2 separate regions of the Homo sapiens genome follow, and region 1 is linked to region 2. A link is a loop called in an ENCODE intact Hi-C map of the cell type or tissue named here. Cell type or tissue: GM12878. All regions are shown on one strand. Each heading gives the region's core, and the rest is flanking DNA. Links, peaks and the distances in the headings are about the cores only.

Region 1 (8,339 bases), core at 273-8,272, 50 kb after region 2:
TCCTAACAGACTTCCTCTCCTCTCCACCCTTCCCCACAGATAACAATTATTAACTCTGGGGGGATTTTTTTTTTTAACTACTTGAAGATTCTGGAGAGCAACAAAAAGCAGACAAAGCCTAAAGAGATGTCAAAAACTTGAAAGAAAGGATAAGCGCAGGATGATTTTCCTGATTTTACAGGCTACAGTTATAATGCCAAGCACAATGACTAACACTTTAATAGAAAATCTGCATCCCTCAAGCCAGAAGAACCAGAAGACAGACGAGAACAACCATCATGTCTGAAAAGTCAGGAGTAGGATGGGGTAGGGAAGTCAGGGTAGACCAAGATACATTATAATCAAATTGTCAAAAGACAAAGACAGAATCTTGAAAGCAGCAAGAGAGACCTGAATAGTCACATGCAGGGGATCCTAAGGAAGACTTACAACTGATTTCTCATTAGAAATCACAGAGACCAGAGGGCATCCAGAAAGGAAAGAACCAGAGAGAAGATTGAGTTCTATCTATAAACTCTTCCTACATTCCTGGGATGACCCTGAACCACAAGTGTCTGGGGAAAACTCAAAGCAGCATGTAGCTAAGTCTTAAAAAACTTGAGGCTGAGGTGGGTGGATCATGAGGTCAGGAGACCAAGACCATCCTGGCTAACATGGTGAAACCCCGTCTCTACTAAAAATACCAAAAAAATTAGCCGGGTGCGGTGGTGGGTGCCTGTGGTCCCAGCTATTCGGGAGGCTGAGGCAGGAGAATGGCGTGAACCCGGGAGGCAGAGCTTGCAGTGAGCCGAGGTCACGCCACTGCACTCCAGCCTGGGTGACGGAGCAAGACTCCATCTCAAAAAAAACAAAAACAAAAAAACAAAAACAAAAAAAACTTAATTGATATTTTGGTTACAACTGACTGCAAGCAACACCAAACTTATAGTTTGAGTCCAATCAAGTAATTTGCTTAAAAAAAATCAACCAAGTAACATCACTGAGAATGATGAAATAGAGAGTGCCAAGAATTTGTTTCTCTACTGAAGCAACCATAGAGTTGGCAAAAACTAACAGAATCAAACTTTTTTAGAACCCTGGATCCAATTAAGAAAAAAACTTAAAACAACTATGGAGTATTTTATGAAGAAAGAGGTGCTACATTTTAGCATTTAAGAAAATCTCTTTCAAGACACTGGCTGACCACTGAGCTAACAGATGTAGAATTCAGTGACCATATACAACAAAGAATACAGTCTTTGCCAAAAACAGTTTGAAAAAGTCACAAAAGAAAAAGACGATGGCAGCATATAACAAACAATAGCAGCAAACTCTGGGGAGGGTGAGGAGAATCTGATTTCCAGAGTTACCACATTAGAATATTCAAAATGTCCAGTTTTTAACCAAAAATTTATAAGGCATGCAAAAAACAGGAAAATATCGCCCATTTACAGAGAACATTAATTAATTAACAAAAACTATCCTTGAGGTAGCTCAGACATTGAGCTTCCTAGACAAAGAGTTTAAAACACTTGTCTTAAGTATGTTCAAAGAGTTAAAGGAAACTATGAACAAAGAAACAAATAAAACCAAAAGATGTCTCAATAAATAAAGGATATCAATAAAGAAAGAAAAATTATAAAAAGGAACTAAGTAGAAATTTAGAGTTAAAAATTATAACTGAAATGAAAATGTTTACTAGGTGGGTTCAACAGCATATTTGAGCAGGCAGTACAAAGAATCAGTGAATTTGAAGATAGGTCAATTGAGATTACCCAATTGGAGGAGCAGAGAGAAAAATGGGTGAAGAAAAATAAGCAGAGCCTAAAAGACCTGCGATACAACATCAAGCATAACAACATATGCATTATGAGAGTACCAGAAGGAGAGGAGAGAAAGGTATAAAATGAATATTTGAAGAAATAATGGCCAAACAGTTCCCAAATTTGCTGAAAGACATCAATCTACACATCCAAGAAGCTAAACAAACCTCAAGTAGGAGAAACTCAAAGACATTCACACCAATATACATTATAATCAAATTGTCAAAAGACAAAGAGAGAGTCTTGAAAGCAGCAAGAGAGACCTGAATAGTCACATGCAAGGGATCCTAAGGAAGACTTACAGATGATTTCTCATCAGAAACCACAAAGACCAGAGGGCAGTGAATTGATATATTTAAAGTGATAAAAGAAAAACAAGTCTGTCAACCAATAATTCTATATATGGCACAATGATTCTTCAAAATGAAATAGAAATTAAGACATTTTCAGATAACAAAGGTTGAGGAAGCTCATCACCAGCAGACCTTCCCTATAAGAAATACTAAGGAAAGTTCTTTCAGTTAAAATGAAAGGATAGTAACAATAAATTGATGCCATATAAAGAAAAAAGATAAGATCTCTGGTAAAGATAACTACACAGATAAATATAAAAATCTAGTATTATTGTATGTTTGGTATATAAATCACTTCTTTTTCCTATATGATTTAAAAGACAAATAAATACAAGAAAAATTATTAATCTATGTTAACAGGAACACAATTTCTAAAGATGTAATTTGTGACAATAACATAAAGGAGGAGAAGACAGCTGTACAGGCACAGAGTTTCTGTATGCTATTGAAGCTAAGCAGGTATCAATTCAAACTAGATTATTATGAATTTAGAATGTTAGTTGTAATTCTTAGGGTAACCATTAAGAAAGTATCTTTAAGATATCCAGAAAAAAAAATGAGGAGGGAATCAAAATGGCACACTACAAGAAAATCAACTAAACACAAAAGAAGGCAGTAGTAAAGGAATTAAGGAACAAAAAAAGATACGACATAAAAAACAAGTAGCAAAATGGCAGAAACAAGCCCTTCTTTACCAGTAATTTCTTTAAAAGAAAATGGATTATATTCTCCAGTTAAAAAGCAGAGATTAGAAGAATGTATTTTTTAAAAAGTATTATCCAGCTATATACTATCTATAAAAGACTCATTTTAGATCCAAAGACAAATACCTTGAATGTGAAAGTATATCAAAATATATCTCATGTGGGGAAAGATGGCAGATAGGAGGCAGGACTAGCATGCAGCTCCCACTCGGATGGATAGAATAGCATGTGGAGACTTTTGCTCCAAGAACTACCACAAGAACATACCAGGAAAGCCAAGAGAATCTACAGAGCCTTTGAAGGAACTGGATCACCAATCCAGGCTCCCTGAGATGCCAAAAAACTGTGAGTCTGCTTGGTTTCTCAACAGGAAGGCTCGTGGTCTGGAGCAAGTTCTCAGCCCAGGTCACTGGCTGCCTGGAAATAGACGTGGTACTGTTGTGGGGGCACAGTGGGAGTGACGCTGGCCTTTAGCACTGCGGGCTGCATGGGAGCAAGGTGAGGCCTTAGACTGCCAACTTTCCCCACTTCCTTGGTGACTCAGAAGAGGCAGCCATAATCCCCTTGGGAATATAACTCCATTGGACTGGGAACCACACCCCCTGACACAGGAGCCACAGCAAGCCCCGCCAAATGAGAGGCTGAGCTCAGACACACCTATCCCTGCTCCCACCTGGTGGTCTTTCTCTACCTGCCCTGCTAGCTGAAGACAAAAGTTATAATCTCTTGGGATCTCTATGGCCCTGCCCACCGCCTGAGAAACCAGAATACTTAACCAGGTTTGCATCCTTCCTATAAAACCACAGCCAATGTGATCTTGCAAGTGCCACCTCCCGACTGGAGGCCAACCAACACAAAACCGGTGCACCAAACAAAAACACAACCAAGGATCCTCACAGAGTCCACTTCACTCTCCCGCTACCTCCACCAGAGCAGGTGCTGGTAGCCATGGCTCTAAGACCTCAAGATAGATCACATCACAGGACTCTTTGCAGACACTCCTAGTACCAGCCCAGAGCCCAGTAGTTCCACAGGGTGGCTAGACTCAGAAGAGCAAAAACAGACACTACAGTTCAGCTCTCAGGAAGCCCCATTCCTAGGGGAAGGGGGAGAACACCACATCAAGGGAGCACCCGGTGGGACAAAAGAATTTGAACAGCAGCCCTTGAATCCCAAATCTTCCCTCTGACAGTCTACCCAAATGAGAAGGAATCAGAAAAACAATTCTGATAATATGACAAAGCAAGGTTCTTTAACACCCCCAAAAGATCATACCAGCTTACCAGTGTGAACCCAGAAAATCTGAAATAGGTCTCAATTTAGAAAGTTTATTTTGCCAAGGTTGACGATGCACCCGTGACACAGCCTTAGCAAGTTCTGACGACATGAGCCCAAGGTGGTCAGGGCACAGCTTAGTTTTATACATTTTAGGGAGACATGAGACATTAATCAATATACATAAGAAGTACATTGGTTCAGTCTGGAAAGGCAGGACAACTTGAAGCAAAGGTAGGAAGACTCAAAGTGGGGAGGGGACTTCCAGGTCACAGACAGGTGAGAGGAACAGTTGCATTCTTACGAGTTTCTAATCAGCCTCTTCGAAGGAAGCAATCAGATATGCATCCATGTCAGTGAGCAGAGGGGTGACTTTGAATAGAATGGAAGGCAGGTTTGCCCCAAGCATTTCCCAGCTTGACTTTTCTCTTTAGCTTAGTGATTTAGGGGCCCCAAGATTTATTTTCCTTTCACATCAGCAATGGATCCAAATCAAGATGAAATCTCTGAATTGCCAGAAAAAGAATTCAGAAGGTCGATTATTAAGTTAATCAAGGAGGTGAGAGGAGAGAAAGACCCTCTCACATTGTTTTATATTGTTTCATATTCAGTAAAAACAACAAGGAAGTAAAACCAAAGACAGGCAGCCTGGCGCCAGGCCCGAAACCAGGCCTGGGCCCACCTGGCCTAAACCCAGTAGTTAAAAATCAACTTATGATTTAGAAGCAGATGTTATTCATAGATTCCTTACATTGTATAGAAGAACATTGTGAAACTCCCTGCCCTGTTCTGTTCCTCCCTGACTACCGGTGCATGCAGCCCCTGTCACGTACCCCTTGCTTGCTCAAATCAATCACGACCCTTTCATGTGAAATCTTTAGTGTTGTGAGCCCTTAAAAGGGACAGAAATTGTGCACTCGGGGAGCTCGGATTTTGAGACAGTAGCTGGCTGATGATCCCAGCTGAATAAAGCCCTTCCTTCTACAACTTGGTGTCTGAGAGGTTTTGTCTGTGGATCATCCTGCTACAGAGGTACCAGAGTAAAGTGAAGTCCAACTTAAAGAAATCAAAAACATGATACAGGATATGAAAGGAACATTCTTCAGTGAAATAGATAGCATAAATAAAAAACAATCACAACTTCTGGAAATCAAGGACACACTTAGAGAAATGCAAAATGCACTGGAAAGTCTCAGCAATAAAATTGAACAAGCAGAAGAAAGAAATTCAGAGCTCAAAGACAAGGCTTTTGAATCTGCCCAATCCATCAGAGACAAAAAAGAATTTTTAAAAATGAACAAAGCCTCCAAGGAGTTTGAAACTATGTTAAATGTCCAAACCTAAGAATAATTGGTGTTCTCAAGGAAGAAGATAAATCTAAAAGTATGGAAAACATATTTGAGGAAATAATAGAGGAAAACTTCTCCAGCCTTGCTAGAGATCTAGACATTCAAATACAAGAAGCTCAAAAAACATCTGGGAAATTCATCACAAAAAGATCATCGCCTAGGCACATAGTCATCAGGTTATCTAAAGTCAAGACAAAGGAAAGAATCTTAAGAGCTGTGAGGCAAAAGCATCAAGTAACCCATAAAGGAAAACTTATCAGATTAACAGCAGAAACCCTACAAGCTAGAAGGGATTGAGGTCCTATTTTTAGCCTCCTTAAACAAAACAAGTATCAGCCAATAATTTTGTGAAACTAAGCTTCATACATGAAGGAAAGATACATTCTTTTCCAGACAAACAAATGCTGAGAGAATTCGCCACTACCAAGCCAGCACTACAAGAACTGCTAAAAGGAGCTCTAAATCTTGAAACAAATCCATGAAATACACCAAAACAGAACCTCCTTAAAGCATAAATCTCATGGGACCTATATAATAATAACACAATGAAAAAAAAAACCCAAGGTATTCAGGCAAAAAAATAGCATTATGAATAGAATAGCTCTTCATATCTCAACACTAACATTGAATGTGTATGACCTAAATGCCCCACTTAAAAGATACGGAATGGCAGAATGAATAAGAATTCACCAATCAAGTTTCTACTGTCTTCAGGAGACTCACCTAACACATACGGATTCACATAAACTTAAGGTAAAGGGGTGGAAAAAGATATTCCATGCAAATGGACACTAAAAATGAGCAGGAGGAGCTATTCTTATATCAGACAAAATAAACTTTAAAGCAACAACAGTTATAAAAGACAAAGAGGGACATCATATAATGATAAAAGGACTAGTCGAGCAGGAAAATATCACAATTCTAAATATAGATGCACCTAACACTGGAGCTCTCAAATTTATAAAACAATTACTACTTGACCTAAGGAGATAGGCAGCAACACAATAATAGTGGCGGACTTTAATACTCCACTGACAGCACTAGACAGGTCATCAAGACAGAAAGTCTACAAAGAATCAATGGACTTAAACTATATTCTACAACAAAAGGACTTAACAGATATTTACAGAACATTCTACTCAACAACTGCAGAATATACATTCTATTCATCAGCACATGGCACATTCTCCAAGACAGACCATATGATAGGCCACAAAACAAGTCTCAGTAAATTTAAGAAAACTGAAATTGTATCAAGTACTCTCTCATACCACAGTAGATTAGAACTGGAAATCAACTCCAAAAGGAACCCTCAAAACCAGGCAAATACATAGAAATTAAATAACCTGCTCTTGAATGATCACTGGGTCAACAATGAAATCAAGAGGGAAATTTAAAAATTCTTTGAACTGAATGATAATAGTGATTTCACCAGTGGAGAGTGTCCAGGCTCTTGGCATCTTGAACAAAGAACTGGACAAAACACACAAACAAAGCAGGGAAGGGATGAACAGGTTTATTGAAAAAATGAAAGTACACTCCACAGCGTGGGAGTGGGCCAAAGCATAGGAGCTCAAAGGCCCCGTTACAGAATTTTGGGGAGTTTAAATACCCGCTAGAGGATTCCATTGGTTACTTTGGGTACACCCTATGTAAATGGAGAGGATGAAGTAAAGTTACAAAGTCATTTATGGCATACGCCCTATGGAGAGGATATTTCCTGTCATAGCTGAAGTGTGAATCAGCCTTATGTTCCCTACCTCCAGACCCTATTTTCCTGCCTCAGTGACATAACCTATCAAAACCTCTGGAGTACAGCAAAAGCAGTGTTAAGAGGAAAGTTCATACCATTAAATGCCCACATCAAAAAGTCTGAGAGAGCACAAATAGATAATCTAAGGTCACATCTCATGGAACTGGAGATGTAGCAGGACAAGCTGCAGACAAAATTCCTTAGACACAGGGTTAAAGAACGAAGGAGCTTTATTCGGCTGGGAGCTTCAGCAGACTTGCATCTCAAAAGCTGAGCTCCCCAAGTGAGCAATTCCTGTCCCATTTAAGGGCTTACAACTCTAAGGGGGTCCATGTGAGAGGGTTGTGATCGATTGAGCCAGCACGGGGTACGTGACTGGGGGCTGCATGCACCAGTAATTAGAATGGAACAGAACAGGACAGAGATTTTCACAATGCTTTTCCATGCAATGTCTGGAATCTATAGATAACACAAGCAGTTAGGTCAGGGGTTGATTTTTAACTACCAGGCCCAGGGCTTGCATCGGGCTATCTGCCTGCGGATTTCATTTCTGACTTTTAGTTTTTACTTCTTTCTTTGGAGGCAGAAATTGGGCATAAGACAATATGAGGGGTGTTCTCCTCCCTTATTCTCCCACTTTTGAGAACTTCACTCATTAGTGGGAGTTCTCACTTTCATCCTCACTACCCATGCCTTCTCGTAGGACAGATCAATAGTGATTTATATAGTATACGTGTGCTGAAGCATTTTGGTGAACTAAGGTAGCGATGAAGCTTTTTATCATTTGAAGGAGTACAGGTAGCAAACAAGGGAATAGTAAGCAGGTTCCTATTACTATTATAATTTCTATTATAAGAGTTTTAAATCCTCCTAGTGCTGGGAACCATTTTCTAAACATGGCCCTAGGATTAAATCCATGCCACACTTGCACGGGCACATATGCCAGTTTTGTCATATCTTTAACTATGTCTTCAACTGCTTACCCTTGATCGTCTATGTGTAGACAGCAATTGGTAAGGTTAAATTTCCCACAGACCTCTCCCTCAGCTGCTAGCAAGCAGTCGAGAGCCAAACTATTTTGATAGATAGCATTTCTCATCTGA
Region 2 (8,339 bases), core at 163-8,162:
AATAAGGCATTTTTGGTGAATTCTAGCTTCCATTCCTGCTCCTTCCACCTATTGCATCCCCTTTAAAGAAACCATTTTTATTCATTAAAACATTTTTCTTTCTATTTTTAATAGAAGATATTTTCACATGTTTACACATATATATAATTTATAAATATTGCTATGTGATACATAAATATGACTATAGAGTTATATTTCCACTCCTTCTGAATGAATAGTAGTCTACTATAGTCTACTACTATACAAGGTGTTGTGCCCCTTGATTTTTAAAATGTAATCAGCAGTTTATAGAGATAAAATTTTTGTTTAAGGTGGGAAAAATTACAATGTATTTGTACACTGGTGGGAATGATTCAGTAGAGAGAAAAATTGGTGATGGAGGAGAGAGGGGAGATTTGAAGTGAATGGCTTTATTTTTATTTTTTGAGACAGGGTCTCCTTCTATTGCCCAGGCTGGAGGGCAGTGGCACAATCATGGCTCACTGCAGCCTTGACCTCCTGGGCTCAAGCAATCCTCCCACCTCAGCCTCCTATGTAGCTGGGACTACAGGCATACACCAAGATGCCCAGCTAATTTTTTATTTTTAGGAATGGGGTTTTGCATGTTGCCCAGGCTGTGACTGACTTTACATAAGGGCATGAGGAGTTCATCTGTGGTCACAGGTAGGAAAGCGCAGTGTGTGGGTGCAGAGGCTGGTAGGTGGGTGGTTGTGGGATGACAGTCTGTGGGAGTTATCACTTGATTGCTGGAGTGGCGATGGGAAGAGGTATTGGTGGACTGAGGAGTGAAGAGAAGGTGTGGAAAAGTCATTGAGAAGAGGAGATGAGAGAAAAGAACAGAGACATATAGGATGAGGGTCTGGCAGTATCAAAGTCCCACTTGAGTTAGGTTTGTTATCTGAGGAGCCTCCTCACACTAAACTCACATGAGGCACACTTACATCCGGAAAACACTGTCTTAAAATTGATCTCATTTTTATCTCAGAGTGCAGTGCTCATTCTGAGTCATAGTGTGTCTGACTAATGGTCCTAATTTTACTGATTCTCTCCAGTAGAGGTTTGGTTTTTTAACCAAACATTGGGATGCTTACATAAACTAATGTGTTTTACATGTGGCAATGATCTGAATTTTTTAAACCTAATCATTTATCTGTCCTCAAAAGTGGCTACCTAAACCGCTTCGCAAGAAAATTAAAACTGTCAGCTAAATGACATAGCTGTCATTCACATAGTAAGTACATATATCATGAACCTACTATGTGCTATATTTTATATCTTGATGTAGCTGGGAGAGGGAGAAAGAATAAAGATAAAAAGATAAATTCTAATATATCAAAAGCTAGTTTAAAATATTTCTAAAATCAAATAAAACATTGAGCTCAAAACCTGACTTCAATTATCACATGTAGTAAAAATACTTAGTCATTTTGCAGTCATGAGACAATGATTCCATTACTAGAATAATATTTATTGAAATGCCATTTCTTCTGCATTAATTTTATATATATATATATATATATATATATATATATATATATATATATATATATATTTCAGACGGAGTGGCACTCTTTCACCCAGGCTGGAGTGCAGTGACACGATCTCGGCTCACTGCAACCTCCGCCTCCTAGGTTCAAGCAATTCTCCTGCCTCAGCCTCCCAAGTAGCTGGGACTACAGGCGCAGGCCTCCATGCCTGGCTAATTTTTGTATTTTTAGTAAAGATGGGGTTTCACCATATTGGTCAGGCTGGTCTCAAACTCCTGACCTCAGGCAATCTACCCGCCTCGGCCTCCCAAACTGCTGGGATTACAGGTGTGATCCACCATGCCCGGCCAATTTAATATATTCTTAATGGTAAATAAAATAAAATACTTACACTAAATTCTTATTTTGTGCTTTCTGTTTATATTTCAAATAGCATGATTCAATTTAATTCCTTTTATCCTCCTTTTATTTCCTGAATGATCTGCATAACTTTGTCTAATTTCAACTTTGAGGGCTTCATTTTTTTGTAAACTTGCTAAAAATTTTTTTTTTGGTTCTAAGCAATATTTGTTTTAAATAACCTGTCCACTTTTTCTGTGCTATCTTTAAAATAATAAAACCTCTATCACTGAATGCTACTTCCACATATATGTGGAAATTAAACAAGAGACTTCTAAATAACCAATGGGTAAAAGAATAACAAGGGAAATTAGAAAATAATTTGAGATGAATGAAAATGAACACACAACATGCCCAAATTTATGGGATACAGCTAAAGCAGTACAGAGAGGGAAATTTATAGCTGTAAACACCTATATTAAAAAGAAAACAAATCTCAAGTCAGTACCCTAACTGTTTATCTTTAGAAATTAAAAAAGAAAAGCAAACTCAACTCAAACAAGAAGTGGGCATAAAATAACAAAGATTAGAACAGAAATAAATGAAATAGAGAATAGAAAAATAAAGAAAATCAACAAAACCAAAGTTGGTTCCTTGACTATATCAATAAAACTGTTAAAACTTTAGCCTACCAATATAAAAAGAGATAAGACTCCCATTACTAAAATCAGAAGTGAAAGAGGGGACATTACTATAGACCATATGGAAATAAATAAGAAATGTTAAAGGAACAGATCACCACTCAATATCAGAAACAAAAGGCTGAATGTATCACTAGTGTAAGCACAGGATGCTATGGTTTATGATATAGTCTGTTTTTGAGAAACACAGGGAGCTGATCTTACACAGGGCTGTGGAAAATGTGGAGATCTGGGGTTGGTGGACTTTCAAAGGTGGGAGTGTTTAGGGATTAGTTTGCTTTTAGCTATGGAAGTGTGGTTACTGGAGTTAAACCATTGCTGAGTGGCTTTTAGATTCCCTGACTTTCAGAAGTGTGGGTACTGGCTCAAAGCTGTGATTAAACAATTAAGTATGTTTCTTTGTTTGTTTTTTGAGGTTTTTGGGAAACAGAGTCTCACTCTGTTGCCCAGGCTGGAGCGCAGTGGTGTAATCTCGGCTCACTGCAACCTCCACCTCTTGAGTTCAAGCAATTCTCATGCCTCAGCCTCCTGAGTAGCTGGGACCACGGGTGCACACCACCACGCCCAGCTAATTTTTTTTTTTTTTTTTTGTATTTTCGTAGAGACGGGGTTTCAGCTATGTTGCCCAGGCTGTTCTCAAACTCCTGAGCTCAGGCAATCCACCCACGTTGGCCTCCCAAAGTGCTGAGATTACGGGTGTGAGCCACCATGCCCAGCCAGTTAAGCATGTTTTAAACAAGTTCTGATCATTGTTACTATGGCTATAGAAAAGCCAGTCATTTCCTAGCAGGATGAGGAGAGTTTTATTCTTAGAGGTAATAAAAGAAATCCTATTTTATCCCATAATGTTATAAAAGTAAGTCTTAGAATGTTGGCTTTTTATACAAAGAAATCTCAGCCAACAGTTTTACTCTCTATTTTGGTTCATTCTCTTTAGTAAAACAAAATAGGAAATCCAAAAGGATTCTAAATTTTAGTTTTTGTTTGTTTTCTCCTACTTATTGCAATTCTCTTAACTGTTGCACTCCATATGGGTTATTTCAGCCCAAGTGCCCAAGTCTTTTAGTTACTTTCATACATAACATCTCGAAAGCCTTAAGTCATTCTTATGCCGCCAAAAGATGGCTTTTTAAGGCTTATTAGGGATCTCATCACGTCTAAGAAATGGAAAACAGAACAAAAGAATCCACCTAACCACCTGGTGATTTTGCAGGATTCTTTGCCTTTAACTTAAGAGAGCTTAGTCTTCTCCCCCAGAAACATCTTTAGCACTTACCTTTATGGCACCAAAGCGAAGATCCACATAAATTTATCCCAAACCAAAATTCTTCTCTTTAGCAAGTAGTGAGTAGATCCAGACAGGAGGAGACAGCACATACAGTTCTGCTTGTGATTCAAAGAAACTTCCCAAACCATCTTTAGCTCCATCATGAAGTTTATCAGGTCAGGAGAGGGCTGTAACCTCTGTTGTACCATGTTTTCATTTCCATCGTGTTCTGTACTCAGCTGCTAAGGACTTAGTAACCTCCCAGTCTGCAGTTGAAAGTCTACAGTCTGCAGAGGTCTAATAGGGAAGTCTCTTCTGCAGGCTGAAATGAACCCTTCATGCATGGGTTTTCCCCTGGTCCTGGGCAGAAGCATCAGGCCGGGTGTAACAGGGTCATCTCAGTCATCACTGTGACTCAGCATCCTCAAAGCTTCTGGGTTTGAAGCTGGGATAGTCCCTGCACATGCACACCCCATTCCATTTGAAAATGTGCTGACTGCTTGGCCCAGAAGTTCTACTTCTAAGGATCTGTCTATCTCCGAGAAATATTTGAGCACATGTGACCCCAAATGCATGTTAAAAGGAAATTAATTATAATAGTTTTCATAATAGCAAGAATGAGATAGAACTTAAATGTTCATCAACAGATGAGTTATTAGACAAACTATGTTGTATCTGTACTACAAAATGCCAAATATCAGATACAAAAAAATGAAGTAGATCAGACACAGAAAAATTCCTAGACTTATTAAATTAAAATATGCTATACAATAAATACAGAATGATTCAATTTACATTAAAAGAAAAGCAAAACCATACACACATACACAAACACATGCGCTTAGAAAAGTCTGGAAGAAACACACCAAATCAGTAATAATGTTTACTTCTGGAGCATGGAGGAAAAATGTGGGTAAGAATTGGTGTGAAGAAGACTAACTAACTCTTCTTTCTTTTCTTTCTTCCTTCCTTTCTTTCTGACAGGATCTCACTCCATTGTTAAGACTGGAGGAAAAATATGGGTAAGAATTGGTGTGAAAAAAAACTTTCTCTCTCTTTCTCTCCCTCCCCTCCCTCCCTTCCCTTCCCTCCCTTCCTCCCTTCCCTCCCTCCCTCCCTTCCCCCACTCCCTTCCCTCCCTTCCTCCCTTCCCTCCCTCCCTTCCCCCACTCCCTTCCCTCCCTCCCTCCCTTCCCCCACTCCCTTCCCTCCCTTCCCCCCTTCCCCCCTTCCACCACTCCCTTCCTTCCTGGGTCTCACTCCATTGCTAAGGCTAGAGTGCAGAGGCACAGCTGTGGCTCACTGCAGCCTGAACTTCCCAGGCTCAGGTGTTTCTCCTGCCTCAGCTTCCCTGGTAGCTGATGGGTCCGGAATTGGTGGGTTCTTGGTCTCACTGACTTCAAGAATGAAGCCACGGACCCTCGCGGTGAGTGTTACAGCTCTTAAGGTGGCGCGTCTGGAGTTTGTTCCTTCTGACGTTCGGATGTGTTGGGAGTTTCTTCCTTCTGGTGGGTTGGTGGTCTCACTGGCTCAGGAGTGAAGCTGCAGACCTTCGCGGGGAGTGTTACAGTTCTTAAGGCGGCGCATCTGGAGTTGTTCGTTTCTCCCGGTGGGCTAGTGGTCTCACTGGCTTCAGGAGTGAAGCTGCAGACCTTCGTGGTGTTACATCTCTTAAGGCAGCGCATCTGGAGTTGTTCGTTCCTCCTGGTGGGCTTGTGGTCTCGCTGGCTTCAGGAGTGAAGCTGCAGACCTTCGCGGTGAGTGTTACAGCTCATAAAAGCAGTGTGGACCCAAAGAGTGAGCAGTAGCAAGGTTTATTGCAAAGAGCGAAAGATCAAAGCTTCCATAGTGTGGAAGGGGACCTGAGCGGGTTGCCACTGCTGGCTCGCGCAGCCTGCTTTTATTCTCTTACCTGGCTCCACCCACATCCTGCTGATTGGTAGAGCCCAGTGGTCTGTTTTGACAGGGCGCTGATTGGTGCGTTTACAATCCCTGAGCTAGACACAAAGATTCTCCAAGGCCCCACCAGAGCAGCTAGATACAGAGTGTCCATTGGTGCATTCGCAAACCCTGAGCTAGACACAGGGTGCTGATTGGTGTGTTTACAAACCTTGAGTTAGATACAGAGTGCCGATTGGTGTATTTACAATCCCTGAGCTAGACATAAAGGTTCTCCACGTCCCCACCAGACTCAGGAGCCCAGCTGGCTTCACCCAGTGGGTCCCGCACCGGGGCTGCAGGTGGAGCTGCCTGCCAGTCCCGGAGCCATGCGCCCACACTCCTCGGCCCTTGGGTGGTCGATGGGACTGGGTGCTGTGGAGCACGGGGCAGCACTCATCGGGGAGGCGGGGGCCGCACAGGAGCCCAGGGAGGGGGTGGGAGACTCAGGCATGGCGGGCTGCAGGTCCCGAGCCCTGCCCCGCGGGAAGGCAGCTAAGGCCCAGAGAGAAATCGAGCACAGCGCCAGTGGGCTGGCACTGCTGGGGGACCCAGTACACCCTCCACAGCCGCTGGCCCGGGTGCTAAGCCTCTTATTGCCTGGGGACAGCAGGGCCGGCCGGCTGCTCTGAGTGTGGGGTCCGCCAAGCCCACGCCCACCCAGAACTCCAGCTGGCCTGCAAGCGCAGGCGCAGCCCTGGTTCCCACTCGCGCCTCTCTCTCCACACCTCCCTGCAAGCTGAGGGAGCCGGCTCCGGCCTTGGCCAGCCCAGAAAGGGGCTCCCACAGTGCAGCGGTGGGCTGAAGGGCTCCTCAAGTGCCGCCAAAGTGGGAGCCCAGGCAGAGGAGGCACCGAGAGCGAGCGAGGGCTGTGAGGACTGCCAGCACGCTGTCACCTCTCACTGAGACTACAGGTGCATGCCACCATGCCCAGCTAATTTTTTTGTATTTTTCAGTAGAGATAGAGTTTTGCCAGTTGTCCAAGCTGCTCTCTTACTCCTGGACTCAAGAGATCCTCCCCCTTCGGCCCGGCAAAGTGCTGGGATTACAGGCGTGAGCCACCACACCCGGCCTAGAACTTTCACTTTTGACTCAGTAAAGCTCTGTATTGATTAAAATGTTCTACAATGAGGTTCTGTTTATTACTTGTGAAATTAAAAAAAAATTAAAATTTTATGAGTATTAGTAGGAGTGACCAAGTCAGTCAAGTCAGAAACAGAACACTGGAGCCAAAGGAGAGAATCAGAAAGATTGAGGCAGGAAGAGTCTGTGACTCTTGACTTTGTCCTGTATGGGGTTGGGGCAGAGACTTCCACCCTCACATTCTTTCCACAAAACCTTTGCAAGTTCTCATTGCACAGCAGCGGAAGTATCACATACTCATTGAACAAGGCTTTACTGCTTTGGTCCATTAAAATAATAGCTCCCACTTATTGAATGCCTAATAAGTGGCAGGAACTGGGTGAAGCACCTCAACCTGCCCAGTTATCCTGTGAGAGAGTTAGTGTCGTTATACCCATTCCACAGATGACAAAATGAAGACCCAGTGAGGTTAAGGGATTTGTTCAAAGTCATATTACTGGGAATAACTCGGGTCTTAGTCATTAGATAACATGTTGCTGAACCACTGAACCAGAATTGGAGCCTTGGGTACAAATCCCAGCTCTGCCACCAGCCACTCATATGACCTTGGGCAAGTCACCTCACTTCTCTAGATCTCAGTTTCCTCAAATGTAAAATAGTGGAAATAATCCTGACTCTGCCTGTCTTCCCTGGCTATTGTGAGGACCAGATGGGAAAACAGGAATAATACTGGTGATAAAGTTCTGGGACCCATGAGGGTTGTTAATGATGTTGTTTTCATTATCAGCAAAGCCCAGAACAAAGTCCCCCACTCCACCCTCGGAAGTTGTTCTCAGCTGACTGGCAGTTATCTGGTCCCACGGGTGAGCCTTCTTGTGGGGAGAGAGCCCCAGCAGGCCTGGTTGCAGAGAGGGGCCCGAGGGTTTAAAGGGCCATGGTTGAGTTTCTACCTGGCTCTTCCCAACCAAGGCCAACTGTGACGACTCTACACAAGACATCAAGGCGGACCAGGATTGGTAGGTGAGCTGGGCTGGGGATGGAGTGCGCAGAGCAGGCAGAGACTGGGATGGGGAGATAGGCTCAGGGAGGTTGGGGGCATGTACAACCACAGTAAAGATCCTGGGAATGTCAGGGTCCCAGGATCCAAGTCAACCACGCAGTCAGCCTGGGTGAGTGTAGACCAGACACCCTCGCAGGCAGGGGCAGGGCTGTGCAGTCACAAGCAAGAGGCTAATGATCTTGGAAGAGAATTCCTCACAAGGAGGCAAAGCTGATGACGATAAGAGAAATGGGAATAATTTGTGAGGGAATTGCAGTCCATTGGAGGAAAGCACAAAGTGGTGGAGCCAGGAAGGAAACTCAGGCCTTTCTAACTGCAAAGTTAATAGACCTAGATTCTGTGCTTCACGTATATCCTGCTCCTTTTCTATGGAAACAGTGCAGGATGGTGAGAATATCATGAGAGAACTGCATGAGTTTGGGCGTCGTAATGATGTGTAATGACTGTAAAGAATCAAGCAGGCA

What was found. Peaks named below come from ENCODE experiments on the same cell type or tissue, not always from the same donor. Only the 100,000 strongest peaks of a DNase experiment are listed, where the experiment ranks them.
Region 1: a loop joins it to region 2, with 2.7 times the contacts of the local background. A loop is called at or near these places in 3 of 110 quality-filtered maps.

Annotation. Positions count from the first base shown.
Region 1 is chr11:75,046,215-75,054,553 of GRCh38, reverse strand. No RefSeq gene overlaps it. Among named protein-coding and RNA genes, the nearest start is that of OR2AT4, 46 kb to the left of the region's middle. In GM12878, for the core only: no CTCF peak of the experiment used is centred there; DNase peaks (open chromatin) are centred at 4,452, 4,883 and 5,130; H3K27ac peaks cover 2,459 bases.
Region 2 is chr11:75,096,320-75,104,658 of GRCh38, reverse strand. It overlaps OR2AT4 (olfactory receptor family 2 subfamily AT member 4), which reads left to right and starts at 7,783. Exons shown (of 2, transcript NM_001405852.1): 1 at 7,783-7,831. It also overlaps the pseudogene LOC100421207. RefSeq lists enhancers at 3,915-3,984, 4,255-4,324, 3,600-4,799 and a cis regulatory region at 7,409-7,924. In GM12878, for the core only: no CTCF peak of the experiment used is centred there; DNase peaks (open chromatin) are centred at 958 and 4,148; H3K4me3 peaks cover 1,099 bases; H3K27ac peaks cover 856 bases.